Regions from separate parts of the Homo sapiens genome. Here all the other regions are linked to region 3. Evidence: chromatin contacts called from ENCODE Hi-C or POLR2A ChIA-PET data. All regions are on one chromosome and are shown on one strand. The core of a region is the stretch at or near the end of the contact, and the rest is flanking DNA. Distances in the headings are between cores, read along the strand shown.

Region 1 (4,584 bases), core at 719-3,218, 430 kb after region 3:
AGTAATTAATGTGAGGCCCGGGGACCACAACGGTCCAACGGTCATGACGAGCGAGCAGGGATGGGTAGAGGCACAACATTCTGAATGGACCCCCTCTTCACTTTTCACGGGTCCAAATTCAGATGACAGGGAGGTACTTTTCCCCACTCCTCTCACTGAGAACTGAAAACCATGGGCATCAGAAAATCAACACAAAAAGACCCTGAAAGGTAGAGAGAAGATGGCAGCCTGACAAGGGTCTTGTCCAAAGGGATGACACTGTGGTGGCCCTCTGGGTTTTCTTTTTACCTGGTATACCCTAGACTTGGAGCTAAAGAAGCAGCAGCCGAAAACAGTGATGGATACTGGGGGGGTGGGTGGAAAGCCCCAACAAAAGCCTGCTCTTCCAGGCCAAGGATCCAGGAAGGGGGCAGTCAGACAAGACAGAAACTGACAACGGCAGTAACACCCACCTTACTCCAGCCAGCGCCACAAGAAAAAACCATGCCCACCCCACTCCCAGGCCGCAGCTAGGCACTCCAGCACTCACCTAACAGAGTATCCAGAGGAGGCCAAGCTGAGAGCCGGGATGTCTCCTATACCACCTGGAAATGAGTCCTCACCCCCGACAGCACAAGAGGATATGCAAGCGGCAAATAAGCACACAGAAGATACTCAACATCCTTAGCCATCAGAGAAACACACTGAAACCACAACCAGAGAGCCCTACGCACCTATCACGATGGCTACAACAGAAACTAGTGCCAACACCACCTGCTGGAGAGAATATGGAGAAAGTGGATCTTACTGTTGGGTGGGATGTAAAACATTACGGCCACTCTGCAAAACGGTTTGGCAGTTTCTTAAAAAACCAAGCATGTGACTAGCATATGACCCAGCAATTACACTCTTCAGCATTTATCCCAGAGAAATGGAGATTCATGTTTGCACCGAAACCTACCCAGGAATGTTTACAGCAGCTTTATTCATGATCACCAAAAGCTGGAAACTATTCGGATGCCCTTCAGGGGGTAAATGATTAACAAACTGTGGTACACCCGTGGAATACTACTCAGTAATAAAAAGGAACAACCACTGATAAGACTCATCAACCTCAATGAGGCTCCAGGGAATTACGCTGAGTGAAAAATCCAACCCCAAAGGTTACATACTATAAGATTCCATTTATATCACATCTTGAAAAGACCAAATTATAGAAATGGAGACCAGATGAGTGTTTGCCAGGGGTTACAGAGGGACATGTGTGAGGCTGTAAAAGGGCACAAGGAAAATCTCTGCGGCTTGGAGGCTACCCATCTCCACTGTAACGAGGTTAGTATCCTGGGTGTGACATTGTACTGGAGTTGTGCAAGAGGTTACCACTGCATGCAACTGGGTAAAGGGTACAAAGAATCTCAAAATAAAAGCTTTAATTAAAAATAAGTAACCACCATCAACAATATTTAAGTTTAAACTGGGAAAACCAAGGAGTAACTCCAGAACAATGCTGTGTTTCTTAAGGACAAGGGCGTATGTGGGCAGCGCAAGTTAAAAGTGTAATCTTATCTAAAGTCCTGTATTTGTAGTTAGTGCAACCCATGAAACATCTGACGCCAAGAAAATATTATGTGGACACAGCCGACACACCTTTGGTACACATTCTCAAAGAAAAGGACCAGGTCCTCTATGTCAGGAGGGGTGGGTAGAAATGCCAGCTGCCCCGCCTGTCCCTGCGCCTGAGTCCAAGCACACGCAGGAGTGTCATGGACCACGCCCTCCGGTTGAGCTGCTCATTTTGCTATGGGCTCTGACACGTGGCCTGGGTACTTGAGCCTGCACAAGGCAGGGCCCTGGAAATGGAAGGTTTCATTTCTAAACACAACAGTGCTTGAGGAATCAGTGGAGCTATGTAACCTGAGGAGCTCAGCCATGAAGAGAGGATGTCAGAATCGCAGGCTCCTGCCCTCAAACAGTAGTGCACTTCCTGGGTGGGGCGGGCCAGCCCAGCACCCACTACGGCAATACCAATGTATGCTCTGGGAGTGGCCGAGATGGTGCCAAGACAAGGCCCCAAAAGAAGCTGCCTCTGCAGCCCCACAGCCCACTGGCCATGCCCCTCGGGGGTCCTACTACACACTTAGGGGGCCTCAAGGTCCTTCTGCCACTGCCTCCCAGAGACCAGTAATTGTCCCATCCCCCCAACCTCCCAAGTCAGAAACTGCTCCCTCAACTTCACCTCCTCTCTCCTGTGCTATCTTCATCATTGGGCTCCAAATTCTTTCTTTCTTCCTCAGAAATAAATTCAGGCAGTCTTTCACTTGAGCAAACAGAAAAGATTCCTGCTCCTGCGGAAGTTACATTTGAATGCAGGCAGTAAATTAAAGACTTATTAAAGAAGTGAATTACACAGCATGGAGAGTAGTAGCTGGTGACAAGCCCTATGGAAAAACGGGAGACCAGAAAAGAGAGGTCTGGGGGCCAGGGGACTCCACAGCAAAAACGGGGAGGAGGCGAGGAAGGAGCCAGAGACTGGAAGGAAGCAAGGAAGGAGGTGGGAAGGGCTGAGCAGAAGCAGGCGCGTGGTGCGTGGCTGGGGCTGGCATCAGGAAGGGGGCCAGGGGCCAACCTGCAAGCATCAGGACCACAGAGGGCCATGCAGGTGTAAGAACTTTGGCTTTTACTCCACGTAAAATAAGAAGCCATGCAAGCTCAAGTTTTGAAAGCATCATTCTGGTTGCTTTATTGAAAGCTGACAGTAAGATGCAGGAAAGAAGGCAGGAAACCTTTTGGGAGGCTCCTCAGTAACCCCATCACGAGATGATGGTGAGGAGAGTGGGCAGGCTCTGGATGTGCTCTGAGGACAGCAGACGGGACAGGGTGAGACAGAGAGGAGTCCACAGTGACCTCCGAGCAGCTGGCTGGGTGCTGCTCCCATCCCAGGAAGGGGACACTGTGGGTGGAAGCAAGCTTTACAGCTGGGGTGGCGGCAGGGCCAGCAGGTCCGTGTGGACATGCTGAGGGCACGGTGTCGATTAAAGTCTCAGCAATGTCCAATGTCTTATCTCACTCATGAGGTCTTCATCTTGCCCTCAGTTTGGTATGTTAAAAAAGAAAAACTTAAAGACACTATAGAAATGAGATCACTCATACGTGACCACTGCTGCTGATAGTTCTGGAGGTAATTTGACGATCACCAGTCAAGCTGAAGATGCACACACCTGGCAATTCTATCCTTAGAAACACATTCTAGAGAAACTCTTGCCCATGTGCCAAGAAGACGAAGATAAGCATATTCACAGCAGCACTACTGATCACAGGGAATCTGGGAAAGTGTACGTCCACAACAGGACGTCTTAGGTACTGGAACACTACAGAGGCCACGAAAACCAGCATCGTGGGCCTCAACTCAGGCCGCGCCTGTCAGGAGCTCTGCGGTTCATGCCTCGTTCCCCAGAAATTCTGATTTAACTCCAGGAATCAGGAATCAGTTGTATTAAACCTTGAACCATTTAACTAAAGCTAGATGTAGCCACAGGGATAAATCCAGGAAGCGTAATGCTGTGGCTGTCCAGTCTGATAACATTTATTCGACATTTCAGAACCAGTTCAACAATGCTATATACTGTTTATGCCTACACACACTTATCAAAAAAGTATATAAACATGAAAACAAATGACAAACACCAAAGTTAGGATGCCCCCAGGGAAGGGGGAGCAGGAAGAAACGAGGATAGGAAAGAGAATTCCAAGTGCCTCTGTTATATCTATTATGTTTATTTCTCAGGCTGGAAGCAGTCATAGCTGGGTTCATGTGTTACTTTTTGAATGTTTTAAATGTTTTGGCACAAAAATATGCTAACATGCCCAAGCCAGAACTAGAGACACACACAATATAGCCATGCCCTATATTTGTAGTTTAGCCATACGGAAGGTTAACAGGTCAGCCTGAAACCATGCCAGTAGCCAGACTCTGCTGAGGGAACTGGGGGAGGGGAATCTCCTGAGCGCCTGAGCCTGGAATTCACTCCTTTACCATCCCAACCCCTTTATGCAGGGTTCCCAGGGCTTTTATACACCCCACCAGGCCCCTGCCGACTGCCACGCGTCTCATGGCAGACACAACTGTTCCTAATTTGTCTCTCAAATTTCTCATCCCAGAGTCAATTCCTGAATCCCAAATAGCTCGAGTGTCTGAAAACAAGGTGGATGCTTCATGAAGGGAGGAAAGGGAGGTCCTGGCGGGACCACTCAGAAGGGAGCTTTTAGAGGAGAACAGCAAAAACACCTTCCCTCCCAACACACACCCCTCCACAAACCACAAACCAACATCACACCCTAGAAACCTCAAAGCACACAGGGACAGGTCCTGCACCGTCGACAGACAAGGTGAAAATCCACCCACACCCAAAGCAGAACAAATCTGGGCTCTGTAGTGCTTGCTTTGGGGGACTGGAGGGAAATTTTCCCGTGACAAAGCTCAGACTGTAGGAATTCACCACACACAAGCCTCTTCCACCTGCAGCTTTCTGTCTGGCCAGGTGAGAACCACAGAATGTTTCTAGCACATGAGTAAAGTCACACCACAAAGCCTATACCTTAAAAATT
Region 2 (4,579 bases), core at 1,011-3,510, 280 kb before region 3:
GGCTCAGGGAGAGGAGGAAATGGCGGGACACTCAGTTGGGAGTTTCTGCCTCAGCTGCTCCCCTTCAGAAGTCATTGCTCCTGACATTAACAGTTTTTACTTCCAACTGTTTCTTTCTTATGCACATTTCTGTATTTTTCATGGAATCATTGACTGCTTTATAAAACTGCTTATTTCACAAGGCGTCTTATGAACATCTTTCTTAGTCAACCGATACTTCCGAATTTTAATGACTGCCTCAGCCTCCCAAAGTGCTGAGATTACAGGCGTGAGCCACCGTGCCCAGCTGAAAAATGTTTTAGATAAAATAGGCCATTGGGTGTACATGCCATCCTGTAGTTAATTAATCAGGCTAACATGTGACAGGACCTCACTTTTTCCTTAATTTTCCCCTTTTTTAATTGAACGTCTCATTTATTTTCATTTTTTTTTAAGTAATTCACATGCTTGATGTTTTGAGGCATATCCTGACCACTCTGGTTGTTAAAAACACAAGCATGGAGCTTAGTGTATTTGAGGTTGGGGGAAGGAGTTGGGGACAGCCACACATCAAATAATCACATATATTAGTATATAATTACTAATTAAGATGTTACGATGAAGGAAGGACGGTGGTGCTGGAGGGCATTTCAGAAGGTCTTGACTGAATGACGGAGGGATCGGGAAGGCATGGCCACAAAAGGCTTCCCTAAGAAAGTGACATTTTAGCTAAAATCTGAGAATAGTTCCAAGCCCTTCTAATCACTGTAGTTTTCACACTATCTTGCCAGTAGTTTAAAATTCGATGCTTTAAAACTTAATTTGAAAGAGACGATATTTTGTATCCAAATAACACCAACAGCAAAAGACATGAATTTAATTTCTACTTGCAAGCCAGAGTCTCCCGGCACAGGAGGCTGCCCATGCCGCCTCATGCCTGCCATCCCTGGAGAGGACCAGATAGATGGTGCAGAGCCCCACTGTGCCAACCAGGGACCTTTGGGACAAGGAGCCAGGCTGAACCCAGAACGTCCCAGCTGGGGGCCAAGTGCTTCTGGGTGGAGTGATTTTGCCATTGTGCTGGCGCCAGAGGGCTGTGAAGACTTACGTTCACATGCCCCTTTGAGGGGGTTTTACCAGAATTAAAGGGCTTTCATGGCTTGACCTAATTGTCCTGGGCTGTGGAATTCTTTTTGGTTCCTAGTCAGTGTTCTCACCAAGACCCAACTAGTATAACAAACTTGCTATCGTTGCAGGAAAAAGAACCCATCTCAATGAAATGAGTCACTGGTTGGAAATGTAACCTGCAGGCATTGGAGGCTGTTCTAATTTCTCAAAGAACAAAGGCAGGCAATTTGACAGCTTTTGTTGACTGTCATAGAAATTTCCTGTGAGAGGGAGTCAGTTGCTTCATCTCAAGGAGGTCTGAAGAGGTAATAAGTTGTTTTTTTTGTTTTTTTTTTTTTCAATTGAACAAAATTTATCTAAAACATTTTTCAGCTGGGCACGGTGGCTCACGCCTGTAATCTCAGCACTTTGGGAGGCTGAGGCAGGCGGATCACCTGAGATCAGGAGTTCAAGACCAGCCTGGCCAACATGGGGAAAATCCATCTCTACTAAAAAAAACAAAAATTAGCCGGGCTTTGTGGCGTGCACCTGTAATCCCAGCTACTTGGGAGGCTGAGACAGGAGAATTGTTTGAACCCTGGAGGTGGGGTTGCAGTGAGCCGAGATTGCGCCACTGCACTCCGGCCTAGGTGGCAGAGTGAAACTGTCTCAAAAAATAGCATAATCCCATCTCTGTCACCTACTTGTTGAATGTGTTGATGAAAAGAGTCAAGTTCTGTAAAATCTTTGAAGAGATTTATTCTGAGCCAAATATGAGTGACCAATGGCCCATGACACAGCCCTCAGGAGATCCTGAGAACATGTGCCCAACGTGATCAGGGACAGTTTAGTTTTATACATTTTAGGTAGACATAGGCATCAATCAAATTCATGTAAGATGAACATTGGTTCTGTCCGGAAAGGTGGGTCAACTGGAAGCTGCAGGGCTTGGAGTGGAGGAGGATTCCAGATCATCAGCAGATTCAAAGATTTTCTGACTGGCAATTGGTTGAAAGAGTTAAGTTATTGTCAGAGGACTTAGGAATGTCTGGGTTAAGATAAAGGGTTGTGAAGACCAAGATTTAATCATGCATGTGAAACCTCCAGGTGGCAGGCTTCAGAGAGAATACACTGTAAATGTTCTATCAGTAATTCCAAAAGGGAGGAGGGCATAATGAGGCATGTCTGACCTCTGACCCCTGCCTCCCATCATGGCCTGAACTAGTTTTTCAGGTTAGCTTTGGAATGTCCTTGCAGAGAGGAGGGGTCCATTTAGATGGTTGAAGGGCTCAGAATTTTTCTTTCTTTTCTTTTTTGGTCTACAAATGACTTTGAACAAACTTTGTAATTTCCTTGTGCCTCAGTTTCCTCATCTATAGAATGACAATGATGGTAGTACCCAGCCCATTGTGCTTGTGTGAGGATTAAATACATTGATCTGTGGAAAGTGCTCAAAATGGTGCTTGGCCAGTGGTAAGAGTGACATGGGTGTTATTAGAGGCATCCTGAAAACCATCCTGGGGGCTGCAGGGTAGGCCTGGGCAGCAGGCTTAGAGCACAGCCCCTTCTCGGCCTTCAAGAGCTCTTCCTCCCTGAGGCCCGTGGGGCAGGGTCCAGCGGCCACAGAGACCCGTTCCGTGGTCCCTGGCTGCACTGCACACAACACTCCCACCACTGCTGACCTCCTGGTCTCTCTCACGGGCTGTGCCCCACATCCTCGGCTGCGGTCACTGCACATGAATGTAAAACCTGCTGCACAGGAAGGGTTGAAGGAGGGTGTGATCCTTGGGTGAAGTTCTAATCCCCACCGCCAGCCTCACTGGTCTCCCACAGACAATCAAGATGACAATGGCCACTTCCCAGGGTGGCGGCCAGGGTTGGAGGAGCCAATCCCAGGTCCCAGGTCCGAGGCGGTTGTTGGGCCTTATTGATGCCTGATCGCCATCTAGTGCCCGATAAGAGTCACTGAATCTCTCCCATTACAAACAGCTGGTAACGGTGAATGCAAGACTGGAAGATTCCACTGAAGTCGTTTAGGCTTGGGGCCACCCATTTTAGGAATCCCTTCTAAAGAATCCCCGATCCAGTTTCTGTTTAGAGTTTGATACCGGACTCTGTTGCATTTTTTAAAAACTCTAGGTGTGAAAATCCTATTCCTCAGCTGGAGTCTTATTCCTTACATTTTAACATGCAGTTTTACCCCAAAGGTCCCCAAAATGAATAGCAATAGAGAGGAGAAAGTGTCAAAGTGGGGGAGGCCTGACTCTTGTTGTATACTTGGCTGATATGCGATCACTGTTTCTAAGCATTCAATTCCTTTTCATTTCTTTCTGTCAATTAAGCAGCGCCTGCATTTCAGCTAAGATCCGGGAATAGAAAGGTAACAAAAAATGCACAGACTTTGCTCTCACCAGGCTGAGGCAAGGCCAGCTAAGAGAAAGCTACAGTCAACTGGATGGGACGTGAGGAGAATGAGACCCACGTCCTCAGTCCCCACTGCACCCAGCAATCACCAGGGATCACCCAGGAACCTTTAAACTGATGGCCAGGCTGCCTCCCAGATGCTCACATCTGACTCTGCAGGCCAGGCATTGACCTTTGAAGCCCCCTGTCATGCAGGTGCCCCATGGAGGGTGGGATTAACCGCCATCCAAAATTGGTTAGGCTGCCCAGACTGGTCCCTTCCATTGTTAGGTTGTGAAAAGGGTCACATAATGTGACTTTCTTGGGAGATCAAGTTGGGCTCCATACAGTCCAGGGGGCTTGAGAAAATAAAGTAGGTGCAATGGCAGTAGCATTGGTTCTTACTGTGGTTAAAAGTGAGCCAGCCAGGTTGAGGGTTCCTGCACAGAGGCCAGGATTTGAACTCCCCACGGGCACTCAGGCACCCAGGGAGAAGGCATCAATGTTCTCATCAACTTGCCTGGATGTGGTTCCAGCGGGAGGGAAAGATAACGGATTGAAAGCCATCAGTGGTCAAACATAAAAAATGGAGTCTTTCTCTTTGTTATCTTCCCCCAGGTCATCGCAGACAAGCCTGAGAACCACCCGATCAGATAGTCCATGTTTCCCCAGCCACCGAGGAGAAGAATTACCCTAGGGAACTTACTCAGCACTGATTCCCATGCCTCAACCCACAACCACTGATGAGCATTTCCAAGGATGAGGCTGGTCATGTGAGCATCTGTCCAAGGGGTTCTTATCATCTGGCAGGTTTGAGGAGTGCCGGGCTTGATTCTGGCTGCAGGAATGCACAGGTCACTTCCACTGAGAGCCCCTTTACAGGTGACAAGGGTTTTTCACACACCATGTGACTGACCTTCACACTGTGAGGCAGAAAGGGGAATGTTCGCCCTCATTTTCAGATGGGGAGCCAGGAGCTCAGGGACATCAGAGGAACTCCGGAAACAACAGTGCTGGGAGCCTTGAGGCTCAGCTTCTGGGTCATGCTCCCCATCAGACCTGGCGGGTTTTGCAGTCACTCCTCCACACT
Region 3 (4,380 bases), core at 1,495-3,994:
CCCTGACCTACTCGGTTATGTTATCTATAGATTACAGACATTGTATAGAAAAGCACTGTGAAAATCCCTGTCCCGTTCTGTTCCATTCTAATTACTGATGCATGCAGCCCCCAGTCACTTACCCCCTGCTTGCTCAATCGATCACGACCCTCTCACATGGACCTCCTTAGAGTTGTGAGCCCTTAAAAGGGACAGGAATTGCTCACTCGGGAGAGCTCGGTTGTTGGAGACGTGAGTCTTGCCGAAGCTCCCAGCTGAATAAAGCCCTTCCTTCTTTAACTCGGTGTCTGAGGGGTTTTGTCTGCGGCTTGTCCTGCTACAGCATCACATGAGAAGCATGATACAGGGTTCTTCTTTCTTTAGCTGGAGCACCACTTTAGACCATGGGATGGGGAAAGCCAGTCAGAGACGACTGGAAGACCACCAGGCCAGAACAATAAGGGTTAATGCATGGACTTTGGCTGGCTCAGAAGGAGTTTGGCTAAAGCAAGTATGTTTTGGACTTCAATTAAAGACTTGAACTTGAGATTGAGAAATCTTTCCACTGAAGCTGCCCCCAAACTCCTAGGACAGAGGCAGATGCTTGGATTGTCAGTGAAGCCAGCAAAGGAAATCTTGGAATGGTTTCCCAGGAATAGAGAATAAGCCCTGGGAGACGCCAGTTTTGAAAACTGGTACTATCGTGCTTGTTAGAGAGTCATGGTGAGGCAGGAGAATAGGGAACTGGGGTAGCAAAGGGTTGAGGCATAAGCAAAGGAACAGCAGATGCAGCCAGTTCGCATAAGCAAGAGAACAGCAGGTGCAGCCAGTTTTAAGCAAGATTGGGCAGGACATAGGCTACATCTTCACTCCCGTGATAACAAGAAAGAAGTTTCCACTTCAGCCCCTGAATGACTGCAGGCCAAGTTTCCACTTTAGGCTCTGATTGGTCACAGGCCAATCCTTCATAGGGTGTAACCAATTGGAGGCCTCTAAAGGGTACCCAGGGGTGTTGCCAAGTTCTTTTGGCTTTATAAAAACCCTAATTGAAGAGGCTCTTGAGCTGCGGGCTCCAGTCCGCTCGCACTCTGTGAATTGTCTTCAATGAATCTGTGCTTTCCTTACTCCGTTCTCCTGTTGCTTTGTTTTTCGTTGCTTCATTCCTTTGTTACTTTGTGTGTTTTGTTCAATTCTTTGTTCAACACACCAAGAACCTGGACAACTCTATCTGGTAACAATGGAAGAGTCAATCATCCAAAACTCAAAAAGAAAAAAGAAAATCTTATTCAAGGTCTCAAGTCTCTAAATGGGCCCAGTTAGATGTTTGAAAAGTAAATTATGTGTGGGAAGCACAGAGTCCAAGGAAGAGCATGTTAAGTTTCTGAACACTCCTAAGGAAGGAGGAGGAAGACACCTCGGTCTGTTTGTGAAAATTGGAAAAGGTACAAGTTAAATGTGTAGATCCTGCAACTGGAGAAGACTCAGAGAGGATGTTTATATAGGGAGGAAGGGAAGGAAAGAAACAGGATTGGTAGGTTACCCCATCCAATTCCGTGGAATTGAGAGCTCGGAAGATAAAGTGGCCCAGGGTTTTCTTCCATCAGACTGAAATGATACAGCCTTCCTGTTCCCACCTGGATCAGTCACTGGTGCTGGGCCACCCTGGGGCAGCAGGACCTTGGGTGAGGGAGTTCTCTGCAACTGAATCATCCCAGAATAGGCTGACAACTGAAGGCCCCTGCCAACTGCCCTCCTAGCAGCTGTGGCATCTTAAGGGGAATCAGGCCAGCACATCTCTGTGTCCAGCACAACGCAACACGTTTTGTGGACACACACACTACATGAGCCCTGAAGTTCTTACCCTCCACCCACTCCCACCTAAATTTCCGCAGGACATCATGATAGAATTGCCGTGCAGGCTGAAAGGAGGTGAAGAGCCCCCTCTAAGGGACCTCCTGGTGCTCAGTAATGCTTTTATTTTCAATCACATACTATGGTAATCATATCAGCACAAGCACACAAATGTGGTTAAGTGATGAAGCTGAATGAAACTTTCCTAAGATGTCAATCATAAATTCCATCAACCATACTAAAGACTGATTTATCTTGCTCTTCTCTCTGGAGAAAATATTACAAGATTAATATCAATGAAGAAGCAGAATATGCAATCAGAAATACATAGGGAAAAAGCTGGGTTAATAGAAGTATTTTCCTGGATTTTGTGATGTGTATCGCATTTGTCAGCATCTTTAAATGTGTCATTCGTTGAGACTTATTTTTTCCTTCTAGATGAATATTCGCTATCCTGCCTCCTTTTGGGTTGGTAATTTGGGGTTGTCTTTCTTAGGCCCCTGCCCTGGAAACTGCGCCGGGATCCCAGGCGGAGGGGTGAGGAAGGCGGACCTCGCCCAGCGGCGACACCCAGAGCAAGTCACGCAGAAATCTCCAGGCCGCACTTATCTCCGGTGCACAGCGCGGGAGATGACACGCATCCCACCGGATCTCGCACAGCACCGCTGATGAATAAGCACACAGCTGTTTGTACAACTACCACCGGCCGTGGCGGCCGGAGACCCTCCCTCCCTTCCGCCGGACATTGGGGCGTGGCTGGAAACTCGGGAGTGGATTGGCCGGAAGGTGGGACGCAAATTTGTTTGAAAGGCCCAATCAGTGCCCGGCTTCTCCGCTCTAGCCAATAGAAAACCGAGAGGAAGGCAGGGAGGGCGGAGTCTCCTATTTGAGTTTGTGGCGCGCGAGGCCCTGCAGTCCGGGTTGGCGCTTGGGTACTGGCTGGGTCCGATGCTGGGTACGCTGCGCGCCATGGAGGGCGAGGACGTGGAAGACGACCAGCTGCTGCAGAAGCTCAGGGCCAGTCGCCGCCGCTTCCAGAGGCGCATGCAGCGGCTGATAGAGAAGGTGCGGCCCCCGCCGGTCCGCCGGGAGGGGAGGCCTGCGTGTCGGAGTGAGGCTGGGAGGGGACGTAGGACGGGAAGGGAAGGGGCTCTGAGGACTCGGAGCGGGGGTTGGGGAAGCGGGACTGGGGCTTGGATGCGGAGAGAAGGTGGAGGCGGAGCTGGGGGCTCCGGAGAGGGAAAAAGGAGGCAGCGCCGAAGGCTTCGGTGCGGGGACGGGGAGGAAAGACTGGGGCCTCCGGAACGGGGAGTGGGGAAGCAGGCCTGGGGCTCGGGTGCAGAGAGGAGGGTTTGGTGGGGCTGGGGGTGCTCCTGAGTGGGACGAGAGAGGCGGAGTTGGGGGCTCCGCTGCAGAGACCGCGTTTGGGGCGCCCCAGGCCAGACTAACGGCCTCTCACGGGCTGGCGCCGCCTCCTCCCGGGTCTGGGGCCCCTCGTGGCCCTGGAACCTGACAGGAAGCCCCTTCCTCCTCCGCAGTACAACCAGCCCTTCGAGGACACCCCGGTGGTGCAAATGGCCACGCTGACCTACGAGACGCCACAGGGTAAGGGTCTTCCCCACCTTCTGAGTATTCGGGTGAAGAGTGTGAATGGAGTAGTTGAAATGCTGTCCCTGCTCTCTTAAGAAGTAAACATTGTTCACCTAACTAATAGGAACCAAAACATTGGTGCCCTTAAACCTGTAAATTACTTGAATTACTTATTAGAACAATTCCTGAAGAGACATAGGTGCCTCCTGGCTCACATGCCTCCGGCTTACCGGGTTGGCATCCCCGCTGGCCACCTCCCCACCATGGCAGCGTGGGGCAGTTGCTTAGCTGGACTGGTCTCAGTGTCTTCATCTGTGAAATGGGAAGGATGATGACAATAATGTCTCCTGGGCGTGGGTGTTGTAACAGTCACGTACAATCCCTATGAAACTGTGAACAGTACCCCGCCCCGCACTGTGAATACTCACATTGACTATTGTTTGCCCTGTTTAACTTGGAGTAGTAACTGTCTTCCTTGAGGCTCCAAGTACTTGAATAGGGAGGAGAAGGCATTCCGTTTAATAGTTAATGTAAACGGACTGAAATCTTGTGGATTCTTTTTGGTAAATAGCTGGTGACACTTTGCACTGGCTGGGGTCAATTCCTCCCATATAGCTTTATAACTAACTCAGTATCACTTAATGAAAACAAACCTCAGAGCAAGTTCTATGTTGCATTAAACGGACACAGAAGGTTCACAAGATCTGCTCCTTGAGTTAAAAGAAATCCTACCTTTCTGCCTTTATAGCCAATCCAGACACATCTTGGGTGAAAAGTTTACACAGGCAGAAACTAAAATATTCCAGTGGCAGGTCTGCTACCCTTTGGTCTCTGTATAACATGTAGATTGCCCTTAGAAAGCATTCATTCAGTATATGGGATGTAGAGATTGCCTGCGAAAAGTGCTTACTCCCTCTATATGGTATATAGATTGCCCTCTATATATTTTAAGGACAGTCG

What was found. A loop is a pair of places that touch in the nucleus more often than their neighbours do. ChIA-PET counts read pairs that join two places held with the same protein, here RNA polymerase II (POLR2A). Pooled maps may share reads with other maps.
Region 1: a loop to region 3 is called in a map of naive thymus-derived CD4-positive, alpha-beta T cell, with 2.4 times the contacts of the local background. The contact joins the enhancer-like site here to the promoter of HJURP in region 3. A Hi-C loop is called at or near these places in 1 of 168 maps with a recorded cell type or tissue (naive thymus-derived CD4-positive, alpha-beta T cell), 2 of 37 single-sample maps with no recorded cell type and 11 of 50 pooled maps.
Region 2: a map of PC-9 shows a loop between it and region 3 (3-fold over the local background). The contact joins the enhancer-like site here to the promoter of HJURP in region 3. A Hi-C loop is called at or near these places in 1 of 168 maps with a recorded cell type or tissue (PC-9) and 7 of 50 pooled maps. POLR2A ChIA-PET finds 5 or more read pairs at or near these places in 2 of 52 experiments (CD8-positive, alpha-beta memory T cell and activated CD8-positive, alpha-beta T cell).

The regions. Positions count from the first base shown.
Region 1 is chr2:233,419,580-233,424,163 of GRCh38, reverse strand. The region is part of intron 3 of DGKD (diacylglycerol kinase delta); the gene reads right to left. Among named protein-coding and RNA genes, the nearest start is that of DGKD, 67 kb to the right of the region's middle. RefSeq lists an enhancer at 1,827-1,976. Within about 2 kb of position 1,968, at least 20 of the 41 ENCODE cell types and tissues checked have a DNase peak (open chromatin) inside an H3K27ac peak, as active enhancers do.
Region 2 is chr2:234,134,297-234,138,875 of GRCh38, reverse strand. No RefSeq gene overlaps it. Among named protein-coding and RNA genes, the nearest start is that of SPP2, 86 kb to the right of the region's middle. Within about 2 kb of position 2,260, at least 8 of the 41 ENCODE cell types and tissues checked have a DNase peak (open chromatin) inside an H3K27ac peak, as active enhancers do; they include PC-9, where a contact is called at or near this core.
Region 3 is chr2:233,852,899-233,857,278 of GRCh38, reverse strand. HJURP (Holliday junction recognition protein) reads left to right here and starts at 2,744. Exons shown (of 9, transcript NM_018410.5): 1 at 2,744-2,895; 2 at 3,369-3,435. The coding sequence starts at 2,779. RefSeq lists a silencer at 2,543-2,802 and an enhancer at 1,870-2,862.